Regions from separate parts of the Homo sapiens genome. Here region 1 is linked to region 2. Evidence: chromatin contacts called from ENCODE Hi-C or POLR2A ChIA-PET data. All regions are on one chromosome and are shown on one strand. The core of a region is the stretch at or near the end of the contact, and the rest is flanking DNA. Distances in the headings are between cores, read along the strand shown.

Region 1 (5,033 bases), core at 1,768-4,267, 2.7 Mb after region 2:
CTGCACATGCTGTTTTCTCAAATTCCTTCAGCTTAGAATATTTTGGACTAGCATGTCCTGAGCCCCATCAACACTGATGCTTTCCCTTGCTAGGCCATGTGAACCTTATGAAAAAAAAATCTAGTGGCTTCTAGGAATTTCAGCAAGTATGTAAAGAAAATGCCAAGGACAGTCAGAGAACCCGTCTCTTTGCACCCCAAATCGTACTATGCTTGTGGCTGGTCCTGGAGTGCAACCTGGAGCTCTGAGAAGGGCTGGGAATTAATAATAAGCCATCTCTTCTGTGTGCTGCCCTGAGATGTGGGAGCACCTGGCTTGGACCCCTGCACAATGCAATTATTGTACCTTCAGCCCAGGGATCTGAGCCCCCTGAGCTGGCAGGAGCTCTCAGAACATCCACCGTGAGGCAGGCATGTGCTATGTGATGTCAGCACTGGTGCTGCCATGAAACAAGCTCATGGAAACAAGTTGGGCAGAAAGGTTTTGAAAAGTCAGGAACATCTTGTTGAATAACAAAAAACGAGTACGATGTAAGAACTTGTTTTTAGTGGAAAATGACTCTTCACATGACTTCTGTATGTTCACCTCTCTACCAGTCGGTTAACTGGCAGGAAGCAGGATGTCACTCAGATGGCTCAACTAGAGACTTCAATAGAGGGACCACTTAGGAAGTGTAGGCAAGGTCAAGGAAGCCAATAGGGATGTTGAGGCACCTAGAGGCTAGGAACTGCAGGAAGCTGTTGCTCTCCTAGACCAGAAGGGACAAGGGGTCCAATGAGAGCTGCAGCTGTAGAGAAGGGGTCCCCTGGAGAGAGCAGCAGCCATGGAAAAACAGCTGCAGTCAAGATAGAGCACAAGAGCAGGAAAGGGTGTGGGAAAACTCCAACTTCTCTTTCCTCCTTGTTGGCGCCTCCCATTGGCCAACCCAACTGGAAGTCAGGTGGTCAGGGAGTGCAGGTGTTTCAGCCCATAGGGGTCAACTTCCTGAGGCACAGAAAGTCAGAGAAGGCTGGTGAATGGACTCCAGTGTAGGGGGCCAGGTGGAGACTTAACTGGTATTGTTATGTTGGGTGTGTACATTCTCTAGATACAGTACGGTTATAAAATCCATTCCAGATGCGAGTCCCCTGCATTTCCATTCCATGTGTCCTCCGCCTCCCCCACTTCACTGTACTTACTAGGATCCATCCTGATCTTCATGAATCATGAAGACTACCTTGGATCTGCTACATATATGAGTCAGACTATTGGCTCTTTGAGAAACTCATTTGCTTTCTGTCCCATAGACATTGGTCAGTAAATGTATAATGGCGGAAGGGCTGCAATGGGATTAGAGAGAGTTAGTGTTCATCTTTCACTAAGATCTGCTTCCACTCCCAGCTGGCTTCCAGGGAATAAAGCCTCCTCACAGAACACACAGAGGTGGTGCAGAGAAAGCCCTAGGACCACACGAATACCACCAGACCTTGAAATGTGGGAAAAGAGGGCTGTAGGAGGCAATTCTGAATTTTTGTTGGCATGAATGAGCACATAAAATCACTTAGAGTGTTCAGGAAATTTTTCAGCCCTCTTCATTAGCTATCTTGCCTCCTTCCCCCTCAACTTTATTTTTTGTTTGTTTACTTCTTCTTTCAGGGGACCAGAAAAATCTAAGATGTGCTATTTATTTACTCATTCATTCATCCATACATTCCTTCAGTCATTTTTTACTGCAAATATCTATGGTGCCAGGCACTGTGTTAGGCACTGGCTTTAGAAGGGTGAAAATTATGAGGCTGGGCATGGTGGCTCATGCCTGTAATTCCAGCACATTCAGAGGCCTAGGGGGGTGGATCAACTGAGATCAGGAGTTCAAGACCAGCCTGTCCAGCATGGCGAAACCCCGTCTCTATTAAAAATACAAAAATTAACCAGGTGCAGTGGCATGCACCTGTAGTCCCAGCTACTTGGGAGGCTGAGGCAGGAGAATTGCTTGAACCAAGGAGGCAGAGGTTGCAGTGAGCTGAGACCAAGCCACTGCACTCCAGCCTGGGTGACAGAGCAAGACTCCGTCTCAAAAAAAAAAAATAAATAAATAAAAAAAAATAAAAACAGAAGGATGAAAATTAGGCTAGCTGGCCTTGAAAACTCACCATTCATTTAAGGTGTACACACACATTGATTTCCCAAGTCTTATCAGCCTTGGGGGTAAACAAGGGCATGAGTGACAAGTGCAATGGTATTTAACTCTGAACACCCACAAGCAGTTGTTAAACTCCAAGCCCCACTGAGAGTCCTAGAGGCAAACACTCCCAAAAGCTGCAGAGGTTTTCCCACATCATTACCATCATGTGCCAGACAGCCCTGCTGCTGCTGTTGCCTGAGCAGGAAAACCAGGGACAGTGTCTCTGCATTGGGAGCCTTGGGTGGGCTTATGAAGCAGTTTCTGTTGAATCTCCTGCATCCAGTGCGATTTCCACATTCTCAGAGAAAGCCCTGTGGCCCTAGAATCTCCTTTCATCTAGGCTGTCACTCTTTTTCAGTGTCTCAAAGAAAGCACCTACAATTTATTGAATCATTTAGTTATTTTACCTAGAGCAATTTCAGTCAAAATATATATGATATGAGACCTTTTCCTGTTTTGCAAAAATATTAGAGCATAGGAAAGTGCTGACTGGGGAAGATGGGGAGGGGAGATTCCTGGGGATTGGAGGACCAAACAGAGGAGCCCGAGGGCCAAGACCAAACTTCCTTACTTCACACCCTTACCAGGGGTGGCCCTGCTGGGTTGCAGCAGACAAATAAAGGTTGTGGGCCTTCTGTGTCCTGTTAGGCAACAATAGTGGGTGCCTTAGGTGGGTGTAAAGTTCTTGATGATTTATGACATGCCAGAACTTGCCTGTGCTTAAAAAAAAGTCCTAGACGGCCGGGCATGGTGGCTCATGCCTGTAATCCCAGCCAAGGTGGGTGGATCACAAGGTCAGGAGATGGAGACCATCCTGGCTAACACAGTGAAACCCCGTCTCTACAAAAAATACAAAAAATTGGCCGGGCTTGGTGGCGGGTGCCTGTGGTCTGAGCTACTCAGGAAGCTGAGGCAGGAGAATGGTGTGAACCTGGGAGGCAGAGGTTGCAGTGAGCCAAGATCACGCCACTGCACTCCAGCCTGGGCGACAGAGCGAGACTCCATCTCAAAAAAAAAAAAAAAAAAAAAAAAGTCCTAGACAACAGGGGACTGATGTCTAAGACATCAGATATACACTGCCAAACATCAGAACATGAAATTTTTCCTGCTAGATTCCCTCTATAGTTTGTCTGTCCACTAAATAAATACATGTTGATCTACTGTGGCAAAGAACTAAGAAATGTGTACAAAACAGCTCATTCTCTCAAAATGCTTAATTTCTAGCCAGAGAGGTGATATATGGAAGGATGAGTTTTTTTCCTTCTTGCTCACCATCCTTTCCTCTTTCCAAAGAGTAAATCTCACAAGGCTACAATAATAGAGGAAGGGTTTTTTGGTTGTGACACCTAGGTCTTGGAAAGGTCCAGCCTTTTCTCATAAGATAACAGGAGATACATCAGTAGGAGGTTAACATCTGCTTTCTGAGAGATCTTATGATAATTTTAAATATTCCAAGTGATGGTCAGTCTCCTGGGACTTCTCCTTTCTTCTACTTCAGCACCCAAAGTTCTCCTCTCCACCTCACATTTCAAGAGGAGAAAGAGTTGAAACAGAAAGTAATTGATAAGGTGTCCTGACGACGTTTAGACACAAGAAGAATCAGGACTTCGGGTGGGTGCTATGGAGAGAAAGGATTAAAATAAGTGTAGTGGGAGGGAAGAGGAGGAAGATCCAGGGAAGGGGCCCTGCCACTCAAAGCTGTTGCTCTGTGGCAGATCCCAAGGCCTGTGCCCTTGAGCAAATTAAAAGACAAAGTAGACTAACCACTGGGATCATAAGCATTTGGATTAGAAGGCTTTGGATGATCAGCAGAAATGAAGAGCTGTTTTTATATTCTTCATGATTCTGGTTGTGTGTTTGACCTGAGAAGACGTGGATCAGATCGTCTTCCCACTCCACCCCACCTCCCACCTTCCTTCACCAGCACAGTCCTGGATGACAGAGCCTAGGAAATGAAGAGAGCCACTCTGGGAGCCGACTGATCAACAACTGGAGGGGCACTCTCGTTCGACTGTACCACCTTCCACAAGAAGAGGGTGGTGCTCAAGTTCCAGACATACACAGAAATATTAAGTAGAACCCATGAAGTGCTTTGCAAGTCCAGAGTAAAGAGATGTTAATTCTTTCTGCTTTGATGAAAGATAGGTTTGATGGAGGAAGTGGCATTAAAAGGGAGCTTTAAAGGACAGCCGTAATCTTAAGTTCGTGGAGACATAAGGGGAGGAAATTCCAAGCAGAGGGAGCAGAGGTGAAATGGGAATGGAAATGAGATGTGTTGTCTTTATGTATCATGGGCATCATGGGATATCATGTGGAAAATCAGTGTGATTATTTATCTCTACAATGCTGACCTCTTTATACCTTTGTAATAATAACATTGGCAGGAACTTACATAAAATCCCAACTGGAACCAAATATTCATTTCTTATTTTAACTAAACCACAGATGAGATCAAACCAAACCCGAAACACACACACACACACACACACACACACACACACACACAAAATTGTTGATAAGAAACGTATATTTTTGAATCCTAAATTATTTTCCTGTTCTAAATATAATACCAAATTTATTCAGTAATCTGAGTTTGTAAACCTCCTTATTAGCACACAGATTTCAGTGAGCTGGGGCTATATATAATGATACTGATTTCTGCATGTAGTGTGTGGAATTAATTGTCATAATTAAACCTCTGTACATTGCTATATCCACAGGCTATCAGTCAGAGTCCATAATTGAAAACACAGTCACCTGCTTAGCTAGGTTAAGCAGAAAGAGACTATACTATGGGATGTTAGGTATCACACACTCCCTGGGAAGTCCAGAAGGTCAGGACTGGAAGCTACACAGTCAAGTGTATCAC
Region 2 (4,845 bases), core at 1,644-4,143:
ATATGTGTCAGGGACTATGCAAAGTGTGGACAAAGTGGGGCCATCCATGGGCGTCAGCTCTCAGGCAGCCTCTACTCTGATGTGGGAGATCCTACTGTAACATACATTGGAATAAAATATGTGCTAGAAAGAAGGTACAAACACTGGACTTACAAGGACAAACAAGAAGGAGCTCATAGTTATGACCTGAGAGACGCAGAACTCAGGAAAGATAGAGGAGGGATGTTTGAGCAAGAACGTAAAGGATAAGAAAGATTTCAAGGAGCAAAGGAGGGAGGGAAGAACATTCTAGGATGAGGGAGAGGCATTAGCAAAGTCATGGAAAAGTGAAAGTGCATGGGTATTTGGAAAATGTAGCCTGGGTAGAGAGAGAAAGTGACCATGTAGGGCCCAATGATGGCTGGACTCAAATGCCACAGCAGGGAATTTGAAGGAACTGAGGTCTTAAGAGAGGTGACATTAGACCTTTGTTTCAGAGAGATAGCTAACCGGGGCTGTGTGAAGTAGATTGGCAGTGGGTCCTAACCTTTCATTACCAGGAAATCCCTTTCATTAATTTACCCCCATAGATCTGGCAGTTTGATTTTGGACATTTAACACATTACATTTATCAATAGTCTGTGGTGCTTTATTGGGGTAAATGTATAGTTTCCAGTAGTTCTTTTAAATACTGAAGACCCCTAGATATTTAAGAGTGCCAGGCTGGGAACCAAAGGGCTAGGAAGGTAGAAGAGCAGATGTCTGAAGACCCCTTAGTAAATTCCTGGAGGCCCGGGACAGAAGCGAAGTCCTGAACTAAGGCAGGTGTGGTTTCTGAAAGGTGGGGACAGGTATGAGATGTTCTGTGGGTGAAATGGACAGAATTCGGTGAGCGATTGGGGCTGAAGTGAGTGAGGAATAGAAAAATGAATCAAGGTTGGGCATGGTGGCTCATGCCTGTAATCCCAGCACTTTGGGAGGCCAAGGTGGGAGGATCGCTTGAGCAGGGGAGTTCAAGACCAGCCTGGGTAACATAGTGAGACCCCCATCTCAACAAAATTATTTTAAAAAATTAGCTGGGCACAGTGGTGGACATCTGTGGTCCCAACTACTCAGGAGGCTGAGGTGGGAGGATAGCTTGAGCCCAGGAGGTAGAGGCTGCAGTGGGCCATGTCCTTTCTACTGCACTCTAGACTGGGCGACAGAGCCAGATCCTGTCTCAAAAAAATAAAAAGAGAAAGAGAAAGAGAAAGGAAAGGAAAGGAAGAAGGAAGGACGAAAAGATGAGTCAGAGCGTCTGGGCCTGGGGATAAGAATATCAATGAGAGGGGACCCGGAGGGGACTGGTGGCCAGAAGGAAGGAGTGTCAGTTGATAGCAGATGCACTGAGTGTGAGTCCACTGCAGTCTTCTACATGGAGTTCTTCAGCAGGAAGTTGGGAGCTTGGGAGAAAGGTCACTGCTGTGGGGCAACTCAAGACATTTTCTCATGGGCAGTGAAACTGAGGCTCACTTAATCTTCCATCCTCAGACCCAATGGCTAGGACTAGTGCCCCCTGAGACACCCACCTTTACCCTTACCTTCTGCCCTGATGAGACCCCAATAATCTAGAGTCTATTTCCTAACATTCTCCTGTATCTGTCCTTCAGTGCTTAGGAAAGTGTTGCTGACTATAGGAAAGAAAAGACTGGGTTAGGGAGAGGGGTGTGAAGAGGTGCCCAGGCCAGGGCAGCGCTCCACCACTGCCTCCTGCCCTGCTTCTGCCCAACCTGCAGTTAGCCTGGTTTAAAACAGATGCTCTCAGTCATGATCAACCTGTCTGCTTCTGCCTTTGCTCTGTGGTCATGGGAAGCAGATGTTTCACCCTGCTGTAGTGGGGACTGAATTACAGTGGCATTGGTGTGGGGTGACCTTCAGGGCACTGGGCAAGGCTCGCAGAGGGGGTGCCTTTGCTAACACCCCTCCTGTGCAAGTCTGGCAGTGTGTTGCTCATGGGGCTGCCGGCCAAATGCCAGAGAGGGAAACAGTCACACCCCCAAACTGTTCATGAACAGACCTAAGTAGACACACAAGTCCCATCACAGGGGAACACAATCCCCCTATGAGCTGTGTCTGGGTCAGGGTCTTCTCAACTTAGGAACAACCATCCCATGCCAGGTAAAGCCAAATCTCTAATTCTGGGCTTAATGTTCCTTGATGCATGTGCCTGGACTTTGTTATGCATCAGAAACACCAGCCAGCTTGTTGAAGTGCAGATTCCTAGGCTCCAATCTAGTGCATCAGAGCTTCTGTGGGTAGCAATTTACATTTTTAACAAGCTTTCTAGGTGGCTCAAATGCACAGTAAAGTTTGAGACGCCGATGGAGAGCGTCCTCTGTTAAATCACACCAAGACTTCTTTCTTGCATTGTCCATCACAGACCACGTTTGTGGGGTTACTATGTTAACTGTTTTCTGAATCTCATGCTGGGTATTCTGAATCTGGGTACTTGACTCTGGTTTTGGCTCGTGTGTCCTCCCCTCTTGGCTGTAGGTGCCTCCTCTCTGACAGGCTCCCCATGATGGGGCACCTGGATGTGCAGGGCAGCGGGAGGGAGCCAGGCGAGAAAGGGCACGAAAGAAATAGGACACCAGCTTCTAATAAGGGAGTGTGCCCAGCACCGGCTCAAGGTATGGGAGGGAAAAGCACTATCCCCTGCAGGGCTCTTCTGGAAGGCTTTTCAGGAGAGGCTGTAGTTAGGCCCCAAGAATAAGTGGGATTAGGTTTCCTGAGACTAGGGAGGGTATCCTGAAGATACAGAGTATAAACAAAGCATGGTGAGAGGAGGGTGTTGCATTTGGCCATAGAAACGGGTGCTGAAGACCCATGAAGTGTTTTGAACACCAGATTAATGCATTGTCAGTTTCATGTAAGGCAAAGTGCTTGGTAATTTTTAAAGCTCTATGCAAACATTAATCATTCCTTTCTCCTTCTGTGGGCAAAAGGGGAGTTAGTAAAAAATTATGAGTAATAGTGGGATGCCTGGCAAAGGTTTTAGGATGAATAAATTACTAGGGAAGTGGAGAACAGCTTTTTAGGGGTTCAGAAGCAGTTGTCCAGGGGCTGAATCTTATTAGTTTGGCCAACAGTGTTAGCTTTTCAAAAAAAATTTTTAAATTAAAAATTTTTTTTTTCAGACGGAGTTTTGCTCTTGTTGCCCAGGCTGTTGTGCAATGGCACGATCTCGGCTCATTGTAACCTCCACCTCCTGGGTTCAAGTGATTCTCCTGCCTCAGCCTCCCAAGTAGCTGGGACTACGGGTGCCTGCCACCACATCCGGCTATTTTTTTTTTTTTTTATTTTTAGTAGAGATGTGATTTCACCATGTTGGTCAGGCTGATCTCGAACTCCTGACCTCAAGTGATCCACCCACCTTGGCCTCCCAAAGTACTGGGATTACAGGCATGAGCCACTGTGCCCAGCCTTTTTTTTTTTTTTAATTTGCATTTGAATGTCTTTAAATAGAGCTTTCACCTTCCAGTTCCCACAACCTACAACTCTACGTTTGTTTTACAGCCTCACACATTTACACCTGCTTAGCCCCAGAAGGTATTAGAGTTTTTAATCTCTCAATTGGCACAGAGGAGGGTGAGAAGTTGAAATTCTAGTAGGAGAGATAACAGTAGTGGGAAGTAGTGAGGGCCCAGAGAGAGTGGGGCAGTGAGATAAGAAGAAGGAGACAACACAGAATAAGTAAATGGGACACGCTGGCGGATTGAGGGAGAGAGGGGAGTCAAGGGTTAAACTGATGGGACAATGCTGCTGAAGTCTGCAGAGGCTGAGGAGCAGCTCTGAAGGATATGTTGGGTTTAGGTTGTGGCAGGATATCTCAGGGCCTTGTCTAACGGCAGGTGACAATTTGGGCCTGGTGCTCAGAAGAATAATGGTAGCTGGGGACGCAGGTCAGCCCTGGCGTGGAGGCAGTGGGTGAAGTGGAGGTGGAGGTGAGTGGGGGTAAGAGTGTGCTGGGAGAGGGTGGAGGGCTGGAGGAGCCTTCTCACTGAGGAGGTGTGCAGAATAGTCAGGATGGCAGCAAAGCTGGATCTCATGCAGGATCCTTGAGTCAGAAAAGGAGAGAACCTCCAGGAGGGAGGGGCTGATTGGCTGCCAGAGGCACTTTGGCAGCCGAGGAGAATATGGGTTGGAAACACGTCCTTTAAGAAGCCATTGACTTTGAGCATCGGTGAGCAGGTCAGCAGGGGTGAGCGTCGGCATGGTTGGGCTCTGCTCCTTCAGTAAGGGAGCACTGAGGCAGTGGAGCTCCGCCTTTGCCTGAGGGGCTGGTATGGACTCCCGGCACAACCTGGCTCTAAACTGGACAGTGGAAGGGTGGCCTCTGCTCTGACCTGTCACTGTGTCTTCCCTGAACGGCTGTGCTTGGCCAAAGCTGAGCTGTTCATAGTTGTCCCACACTAGCTCACTCTGCGCCTCTCCCCAGATGGCCTAGAAGACCACGGCCCTCTCTGCTCCTCAAGCCAGAAGCTGCTCTCGGGTCAATAAGCTCGGGTTGCTGGAACTTTTCGGACTGCCGAGGTCACTTCTGCTTCTGGGTTGTCTGACCACTGGCCAGTTTTTTGCTTGCTCTTTAGCGGCTCTTCCTCCTTGTAGCTCAGCACCCTGTGAGGTTGAAGAGGCGGCTGCTCAGCTGTGGCTGAAAGTGAGGAAGCTCCCTTTAGGGGGTAAGAGTTGGAGTTTGAGATGAAAAGTGTTTGGTGCCGCTTGGCTTGACATTTTCCCCCAAAGTGAAAATCCAGCTGGCTTGTTCCCCTGGTTTGTCTCTGAAGCAGTATCTGGTATTTATAGAAGACTGAGCCAAGGGCCAATCAG

What was found. Hi-C counts contacts between places; a loop is a spot of excess contacts on that map. ChIA-PET counts read pairs that join two places held with the same protein, here RNA polymerase II (POLR2A).
Region 1: a loop to region 2 is called in a map of breast epithelium, with 22 times the contacts of the local background. The contact joins two enhancer-like sites. A Hi-C loop is called at or near these places in 1 of 168 maps with a recorded cell type or tissue (breast epithelium). POLR2A ChIA-PET finds 5 or more read pairs at or near these places in 1 of 52 experiments (WTC11).

The regions. Positions count from the first base shown.
Region 1 is chr1:116,796,659-116,801,691 of GRCh38, forward strand. No RefSeq gene overlaps it. Among named protein-coding and RNA genes, the nearest start is that of CD2, 45 kb to the left of the region's middle. Within about 2 kb of position 3,018, at least 3 of the 41 ENCODE cell types and tissues checked have a DNase peak (open chromatin) inside an H3K27ac peak, as active enhancers do.
Region 2 is chr1:114,077,063-114,081,907 of GRCh38, forward strand. No RefSeq gene overlaps it. Among named protein-coding and RNA genes, the nearest start is that of SYT6, 74 kb to the right of the region's middle. RefSeq lists an enhancer at 1,380-1,880. Within about 2 kb of position 2,894, at least 2 of the 41 ENCODE cell types and tissues checked have a DNase peak (open chromatin) inside an H3K27ac peak, as active enhancers do.